2 separate regions of the Homo sapiens genome follow, and region 2 is linked to region 1. The links are chromatin contacts, found by POLR2A ChIA-PET in ENCODE. All regions are on one chromosome and are shown on one strand. Each heading gives the region's core, a stretch centred on a gene start or an enhancer-like site at or near the end of the contact. The rest is flanking DNA. Distances are from core to core; before and after follow the strand shown. Region 1 overlaps TM4SF1 (transmembrane 4 L six family member 1). Region 2 has its middle 20 kb from the start of LINC01998.

Region 1 (4,404 bases), core at 1,517-4,016:
TAGGCTGAAACCTTCAGTCAGGAGCCGCCCACTGCAGGGCAGCTTGCCCATAGGAGGAGCTCTGCTGTCTAATAGCTGGTTATGCTTCTTTATAAATTTGCTTATCTGTTGTCCAGACCAATGAACACCAAAAACGGAACATTTCTATAGAAAATTCCCAATAAGTCCAGGAATCCTGTCACTTGAAAGAGCCTAACCCTGTACAGTAAGGAGAAAAATGCCTGTTACCCTTCCAGGGAGGCTGATACTTGCAGCACCTGGTAGAAAGGACCAGTGCCTAACTGGGGTGATGATCCCACAGGTACAGCAATGGCAATTTACAGACAGCAGAGAAAGAAGAGGAGAAAGAGGATGAGAGAGTAGGATAAAGAAACAAAAAGACAGGAAGCCGTTAGCAATAGGGGCCACATAACTTGCAAACTGGAAAAAAAAAAGGGGGGGGGGGAGAAAAAAGAGAACTTTTAAGGATAATGAAACTAAACAACAACAACATGGTAGTGAATACTTTATTTTGTTGTAAACAAGTTAGTTTTGAGGGTATTTCCTCGTGGTCCTCCTGCCGTCACTCGTCCCCATGTTCCAATGATGCTGATCAACTGCTTTATTCAGTTTCCCATCTTTCTTCTTGCCCAGTCATCGTAGCCTTTCTTTTTTTAAACACATGATCCCTAGTACTCATCTTTGGAGGACAAAAGGCTTTCCATATGTTAGAAAAATTTGAATCTCATAGTACTCACAACAATGAGCAGCATTGTAAGTTGTGATGCATTCATTTGGATTGGAACATTCTCAATCAGTCCTTCCACTCTAAGTAAATATTTGTTTCTCACAGAACACAAGGCAGTTCAAAGGGCCTCTTGTTAGAGATTTATAGGTGTATGAATGGGAAACATCATACAAGCAGTGAAAACAAAAATCTTTCCAGGTTGTCGGATTTTCTCCTTCTTGGTCTTATAAAAAGCAACTAGACATCTTTAATTTAAAAAATACATGCACATATATACAATAGTGATTGGAATGTTATTTTTATCCAAAACATTATAGAGTTTATCTCAGATATACTGAGTACTGTCACTCAGTCTGTAAATTACCCCCAGAGGGTGGTTTGTTTCCTCATTCCTTAAAAAAAAACAAAAACAAATAAACAAACAAAAAAGAAGTTTACTAAATTTAAACACTGACATCCTGTGAAGATGCCAGTCTTTACAGGCGTTTGTAAAAGTAGACTGTGGGGAGTATGTTACACTAATACAAAGTTTTACAAATGAATACAAGTGAAATATATAAATTACAATGAAATAGAGGAAGATTGTGGCTCTGTCCTGGGTTGGTTCTTTTAGCAGTCATATTGCTGTAGAGAAAATAAAATACCATTAGGCTATAATCAGGATAAATAATGATGACATTTTAGTCCTTTAAGTTCCTATTTTAAGCAAACATAAACAGACTGATCTTAGCTTCAGCAAAGCTTAGGCCAACCATACTTAGGGCTTGGACAATGCTCACAAAATGTTTCCTAAACAAACCCAGATCCCTTGTCTTCCATGAGTAAAGGCTGCAGAAAGGGCCCATAGAAACTGCAGGATACTGATATTGGGTTGCTTTGAGTGCATTTGTGTGGGGTTTTAATCTTAGGGATTTAAAAGATAATGCCATGGAAGTTTCACACTGGTATGAGCTCAATGTGGGTAACCTTTCAAATTAAATGCTACCGAGTTATGGACCTGACTCTTCTACATGAAAAGACCTGCCCTTTGAAAGTGTCTTTTGTCTTATAAACAAAGGTAACAGATCTTCCCTGTAGTATCTGGGAAGAAGCCATCCCTACAGTGACTCAGCTGGGAAACCTGGTGTATTTACTACCCCAAATCAGAGGAGAGTATCATTCCCTGCCAAATCACTTCAGCCATTTTGGTCATTGGCTCTTTATGCCTGTCCCCAAAACGTACTAAGTGAGTACATTTAGTACAAGTAATCACTTACTTTGAACTCTGCCTTGTATGAAATTCAAGGCTAAAGGTAAGCTGCATGACAGCAATCCCTAGAGGATACTTCTCTGCCCTTCCCCAACCGTACTGCTTGAAAGAAGCTCCATATTGAAGGTTTCCCATTCCCTTATTTTCTTGGAAATTTGCCAAAGAAATTATTAATCTTGCTATACTTGCCTGATAAGGAAAACTAGATTTTCATTTTAACCTTCCCCCAAAATTACAGAAAGTTTCCTTTTATTTTCAGCAAAGTTTTTCATGGTAGCAATGGGCTTTCAGTTTTCATTAGGTTTTTGTCTTATTTTTAAAAGAAAGTTAACAGATCTGGCACCAGAGGAGTAAATGGTTTGAAAAATATAAGACATAAAATAACCCTCTCAAAGATAGGATCAAAGCTGGACTTTCATTAATTCAATAATATATATATTTTAGGAGGATATAGAAACAAGAACTTTCACTGCTACAAACAAATGCATTTTTTTCTCCTAAATCATATCCCCAGGAAACAAGTGCTTCCTGGTTTTCTTTCACAACGAAAGGCTTTTCATGAGCTGCTGTTCAAAGATTGCTAGTGATTCTCCATACTTACTGCTTAGGCATTTTTATGACTCCTTATTAGGAAGGAATTGCAGAAAATCCAACCAAACAGCAAGTGTGGAATACAGGTTAAAAGTAGGAGCTTTTGCACAGAGCGACTCAAGGTTTGAAGCCTGTTATTTCCTGAGTAGGTGATCTTAAGCCTATTGCTTAATATTTGAGTCATATGGGTTTAGCATAGTGCCTGATGCATTGAATGGTTGGCTATTACTTATGTATACTAGTTGGGAATATAACAGCAAACAAAGAGCAGACATCACTTTTTTTTCTGTCTCTGCAGCGAGAGCAGAGGCAGTGAATTAGATCCTGAAGGGAGCGCTGTGTCTATGGGCAGCATGTTCTTGTGTACATAGAGCCAACTGCAAAGAACTAAGACAATCCTGTGACTGTGAGACTCGAGGAAGCTTGTTACTGACAGCTAAAGTGAATGCTATAATTGTGTTGCTACAAAGATGATATCAGAATAAATGCTGGTAGGTCGAGCATGTTTGGTTTTGCCTTTTTCTTTATGATGAAAACAATGGTATATTAACACCAGGGCCAGACTACGACATTTTCATGCAGGTTCTTACCTGTTGGTGAGAGCAGCAAAAGCCACATATGCCTCCAAGCACTCCATTTATTACTTGAATAAGACACAAGATGAATTCAATTCCACCAAGAGCCAAGAGGATAGAAAACAGAGATACATTCCATTCCACAATGTGCTTGGGTTCAGTGCACTCGGACCATGTGGAGGTATCCAGAAGGTACCTGTGGGTAAAAAGAGAAACTTCTGACACACGGTCATACTTGAGGGGATACTTCATAAACTACTTTTGTTTGGTGGTTTTTCATTCAGAAAAAAGGAATGAATTATTCAATATCCTGTGTAAGTTTCTTCCACTGCATGTCATTCCACAAAATGGAGGAATTTAGCCCAGATCCTACTGTAATGATAAACATAAAATTATAATTTATAATTTTTGACCCCAATCTAGGATTACATGGTCAGAAATTCTCACCTTATAATGATATTTATATTCCCTAACAGGCATCTGAATTCTTATAAACAAAAATAAAAATGCAGAACTGTATTTGTGCTGTGTTTAAAGCTAGGTAAGATTCATGTATGTGTAGGAAGTAAACTACGAGCAAATGCGGAAAAATGAAAATAATTCATGTGCTAAAGTAGAGTATGTGTAGGTGTTTTTTAAAACTGTTTTCCAATTTTATTGTTGTTATTGGTATAAAAGATGGGTATTTGTATTCAATATTGAGTGAATATTTAGAAAATACAATCTCTTTAGGCTAGTTTTTTTTTTGAACTTTAAAATATTAATTTAGATCATTTTATTACATCTCAATTTGTTACTGCTGAAAATTATCCAAATTCTGGCAAGTTTGGATATTTAATATGCTGGAATTTTTCAACTGAGACCTTTGGAACAAAGCTATTTTTTGTTTTTAAGGAATAAATTAATTTGCAACAGGAAGCAAATTCATGGGATTAAACCCAACTAATTTGATAGCTCTTTACTTTTTTCTGAGACGGAGTCTGACTCTGTTGCCCAGGCTGGAGTGCAATGGCGCAATCTTGGCTCATTGCAACCTCTACGTCCCAGGTTCAAGCCATTCTCCTGCCTCAGCCTCCCAAAGTGCTGGGATTACAGGCGTGAACCACCACGCCCGGCTGATAGCTCTTCACTTTCATGATGCTGTGCCCAAGAGTTGATAATAGCATGTAGCACACTGCATTTGCTCATTCAACAAAGATTATTGAGCAGTCAGTGTGAGTCTGACACTGAGCCAGAGCTGGGGATATAATGGAGCACAGGGC
Region 2 (4,467 bases), core at 153-2,652, 690 kb after region 1:
TTCAGTTGTTCAAAGCTTTCAGAATGCTAAAAAATATTCGTAAACCTTTGTCTGCTGCCAAGGTAAAGATATTTACCTGGGAAAGGAGTGCCATATGTAACCTGCCCTGATTTGAACTCACCCTCCCTTATACGACTGTCCTTGGGAAAAGCCTAAGAGAGTTCATTTTTTAACAGATTCCAGTGGTGGTCATTATTTCTTGACCAGAGATTGCTCCCTGGAGGCAGAAGTCACTGGGAGGCAGCTACAAAGTGCTGCAGAGGGTTCAGTAATCCCTAATCATGGAGACCAGTTACAAAGGCCTTCATTAAATTATTAACCTCTGCAACAACAGAAAGAACTATTTTCATTTTTATAAGAATGGTAGGCAAGGGTCAGGTCATAAAAGCCTAGAGATGTCATGCTAAGGAAGTCAGATTGGATACTGCAGAGAACTGTTAAAGAAGGGGAGTGACACTCAAATATGCATTAAGAAAGTCCATCAAGCAACAGGATAAATGAGAAGGAGGGCAGGAGGTCTTTAGAACAGTCTGGGAGAGAGACGATGGGGTCCTGGTTTTAGGCTGTGACTATGGGAGAACCCACAGAGGGTAGGTTCAAAAGAGAGGAGTCAACAATAACCCATATTGCTACATAAATCATAGGTTGAAATGAACATTTCAGAGTAAAATGCCAAAACTAAACAAGGCTTTCCTTGGAAGGAATGGGAAAGATTGAGAATCATGATGAAATACAGCATTAAGCTAAAAGCAGTGACACCTCAGGGGTAGGAAGGATGATGATTGTAGTTCGGGGGACTTTAGTCCTCACTCCACTCTTGGTATAGAAAATCGAGGTTTTCCCAATATTGTGAAAGTTACCATGTAAATGCAGCTTCCAGCCTCCTTCTCTATTTCCAAACATATGAGTACCTTAAACCCCTCCATTATAGAAATTCTGGATCTTCTCTTACCACTAACCATCATATAAGATGCTGCATGTTTTCGCAACAAGCATGTGCTCTTCGAAATAATCTCTATTTCGAAGCCAAGATCAGTGACCCCAGCTTCTTTGCTTAACTATAAATTAAACAGTCCTTCTGTTTTATAATTATTACTGCAAACATGTAAAATATCCAGATGGGCTACCTCTTGAAACAAAGAACAAAAAATGGCTTTTTCAATGTAGGGTGTCAACTGCAAAGAAACAACCCCATAGAGAAGCACTCATGCTTTAGCTACGACAAACTGTTTCCAAATCAGAGGCTGAGACAACCATCTTAAATATAGAAATCTCTGCACCAGCAGTGTCCTTTCTGCCCTCTCAAAGCCTGCCAGGACTTGGAGGCTGTGTCATAGATCAGTGCCACCCACAACCAAAGGGCTGAGGACTTCTGGTAATTGTTGAAGCTTCACCAATTGTTTCCAAGGCATATCAGGTCTTGGAGCGACAAGTGAGATTCCCTTTGAATCATCTCCCCTTTCACTCCGGCCAGTTCAGAAGTTGCCAACCAGCTGCTGCCTCATCTCCCTATGGCAGCCACCTGACACCACTTTGGGCTTTATGCCTGTACCACTGGAACTCAGTGGCAAAATCAGATCCAACTCAGCATTATCATGGGCACTGCAGAAGTGGTCTGTTCTCAAGTTTTAGATGTTCCTTTGTGTTTGGCGTTCCTTCCTCCTGGCTGTCTCCCTGACCTACTCTCTGAGCCGGCCTGTATCTTCTAACCTATTCATTGAATACCTACCACAACAAACTAGACTCTCTGTGGGGGCTCTAAGATGCACAGGGCATGGTTCCTACCCTCAGGGACTTGAAAAACCAGCTGGAGAGAGAGAGGAATATGCACAGCAATACTAAGCAGCAACAACATTCTCTTAAAGGCACACATTTTTTTTTTCAATGTTCTCTGGTCTCTCCATGTGTCTGTGTGGATATGAGTGCCAAATCAGAGGTATGATGTGAAAAAATGGTATTTATCTGTGGAGGTTACAGATCATTGCTTGTGAGGTTCATGGGAAAAGCGTGGACAAATTTGGATAGTGTATACATGGCTGGGTGTATCAGGAATACAAAACCCCCACAGGCTGGGACAGAATACCTTTCACTACCCAGATTCGTTTCATTCATATAAATTTTACCTGAGGTTAGTTTTTAATTTTTTGGGTAGCTAGACTGTGGGATCATGAAAGGAATTTCCAGGAAACTAGGTAAATGTAGGTGAGATATGAAACAAATGTTTTACTTCAGTGTAAACCTAAACAATAGAGTCCTAATAAACTCTGTTTTTAGGTTTTTGTCCCTCCCCTGCAAGGTAGCAAAGGAGTGAAACCAGGAAAAGGATGAGTGGAACCCCCACGGCATCTTCCAGGCCTCTGGTTTTTCTTCATCCACTGATCTCTCCACAGAGAAGAAATTATATTTAAGGTCCCAGTGAAACTTGACCCTAACTAAAGCATTCTGTTCAGAAGTTTCAACCCCTAAGGGAGAAAAAGCTGTTCCAAAGGGCCGATCTTACTTTTTGTTGGAAGCTTCTGAGCTCTGTCTGTCCAAAGAACATTCTGCTGATGAGTCACAACAGACGATTAGTTAGGACTGCTTGGTTTTTTAGGAAACAGGCATTGTACAAAGTGTAAGGATCTCTCTGGCAGTTGGGATTTCTGCTTTCAGTTTGCTAACACTGAGTTCCTCTCTGTCGCGATCAAAAAAGTCGAGCCCTTCTGTGACTCCAAGCACCACTGAGTATTTGTTCACAGGCCTGTATGTGGCTTGGAGGAGAGAAAGCTGCTAGGAGACAGGTCTGGGCCAAACTGCAAGGCTGATTAGCAGGAAAACAGACTCTATCCTTATACATACTGACGAGTGAATTGAAATTTCTCGGCTCATTTACTCCAGTAATTTGGACTGGGGCTGGATCATTGCCCTTGGTGGTCTTTAAATTTTTCCTCTGTCCTTGTGTGATTTGTTGTATAGCAGTGGACTACAGCATAGGGCTTCGGAATCAGACAGACATGAATTCCAACCCTAAATCTCTTTGCCTACTTTGGGAGGGATTCTTAATTTCTGTAAGCCTCAGTTTCTTCATCTATAAAATGGGAATAATAACAGCACCTAGGGTTACCGTGAGGATTAATCCCAGTAAAGTATATGAATGCCTAGCCCATTGCCTAATCCACCATGGGTGCTCAATAGTTTATTTTCCTCCCTGGTTCTAGCTTTGCCACTTAATAGCTGTGAGACTTTTAACAAGTCATTTCAATGTTCCTGGTCATGATTTTCCTCATCTTTAAATTGGGTAGGAGGAGAACACACCAGTAATACCCGCTCACTGGGATGTTCTGAACTGTGCCTGGACAAATATGCTTGTGGCCATGGGCAACTATCCCAGTGAGACCTGCCTGATGGCTTGATGGCCAGCTTCACAGTTGTTTTCCCTGTTGGATGGTAGAGTGTCAGCTGTATGTCTGAGAGGTCAGGGAGGGTCTCTTCCCAGAGTTGGGACAAGCCTGTAGGTGTACTCCTGGTAGATGGACATCTTGAATCCAAATTGTAAATATTTTATTTCCTTGGGGAGTCTTTCATTTGTCTCTTTTTCCTCTGCCACTGCTGCTATTTTAATTATTTTAATCCAGGCTCTTCTCATCCCAGATATGAACAGCAGCAGTAAAACTGATCTTTTTGCTTTCTGCCTTCAGATGAGTCTTTCAAAGATTCCAATTACCTTTAGTCATTTTATTGCTCAAAAGCTCAACAGCCCCATCATTTCCTGGATAAACTGAAGACCCCTCAGCCTGGTATTTAAGACCCTCTAATCTGGCCCACTTTATCTTACTTCCTACTATACGCCTCACAAACTCCCCACTCATCCACTCGTGTTTCCTCACAGTTTTTCAATGACGATGTGCATATTCTTAAATGCCAGCCCTTGTTCATTTTCTTCTTCCTGCCTGGAATGCATGGCCCCTCAGCCCATCCTAAGTATAACCTCACTTTTGCCATGTGGTCTTTTTAGTCATTGCAACTCACTGCAACTTGGTTTGGGTAACAAATGCCTGGGTTTGTGAGTTCAAGGATGGTCCCAATAAGTCAAGCAGGAAGGAGAAGCAGGTTGGATGGGAAAGACAGTACATCTTGGAGATGTTGAATTTGTGGCAATGGCATTTTTGTTGTTGTTCCTTCTTTCAAAATCACATGGATTTCAGTTAGAGAAATGTTGTTCAGGGGAAATGTTTCTTAGTTAGAAAAAATACATACACGTAGTTTTTTAAAATTTTGTTTGTAAAGAAGACTAGAAAGAAAGATATCAAGAAAAAGTAAAAATTACCTCTATTTCCAACACCTTGAAATAATTGCTACGGATATTTTAATGTGTGTCTTTCTTGGCCTTAAAAAGATATTTTAAATTTTTTTTTAAAAAAATTATGCCATATATACTCTTTAGTACATTATATTCAACACTATATTGTGAATGTGATTTACATCAAT

What was found. ChIA-PET counts read pairs that join two places held with the same protein, here RNA polymerase II (POLR2A).
Region 2: POLR2A ChIA-PET joins it to region 1 with 10 read pairs in activated CD4-positive, alpha-beta T cell. The contact joins two enhancer-like sites. POLR2A ChIA-PET finds 5 or more read pairs at or near these places in 2 of 52 experiments (OCI-LY7 and activated CD4-positive, alpha-beta T cell).

The regions. Positions count from the first base shown.
Region 1 is chr3:149,368,530-149,372,933 of GRCh38, forward strand. It overlaps TM4SF1 (transmembrane 4 L six family member 1), which reads right to left. Exons shown (of 5, transcript NM_014220.3): 4 at 3,158-3,338; 5 at 493-1,351. The coding sequence ends at 1,337. Among named protein-coding and RNA genes, the nearest start is that of TM4SF1, 6.9 kb to the right of the region's middle. Within about 2 kb of position 2,767, at least 8 of the 41 ENCODE cell types and tissues checked have a DNase peak (open chromatin) inside an H3K27ac peak, as active enhancers do.
Region 2 is chr3:150,060,049-150,064,515 of GRCh38, forward strand. No RefSeq gene overlaps it. Among named protein-coding and RNA genes, the nearest start is that of LINC01998, 20 kb to the right of the region's middle. Within about 2 kb of position 1,403, at least 4 of the 41 ENCODE cell types and tissues checked have a DNase peak (open chromatin) inside an H3K27ac peak, as active enhancers do.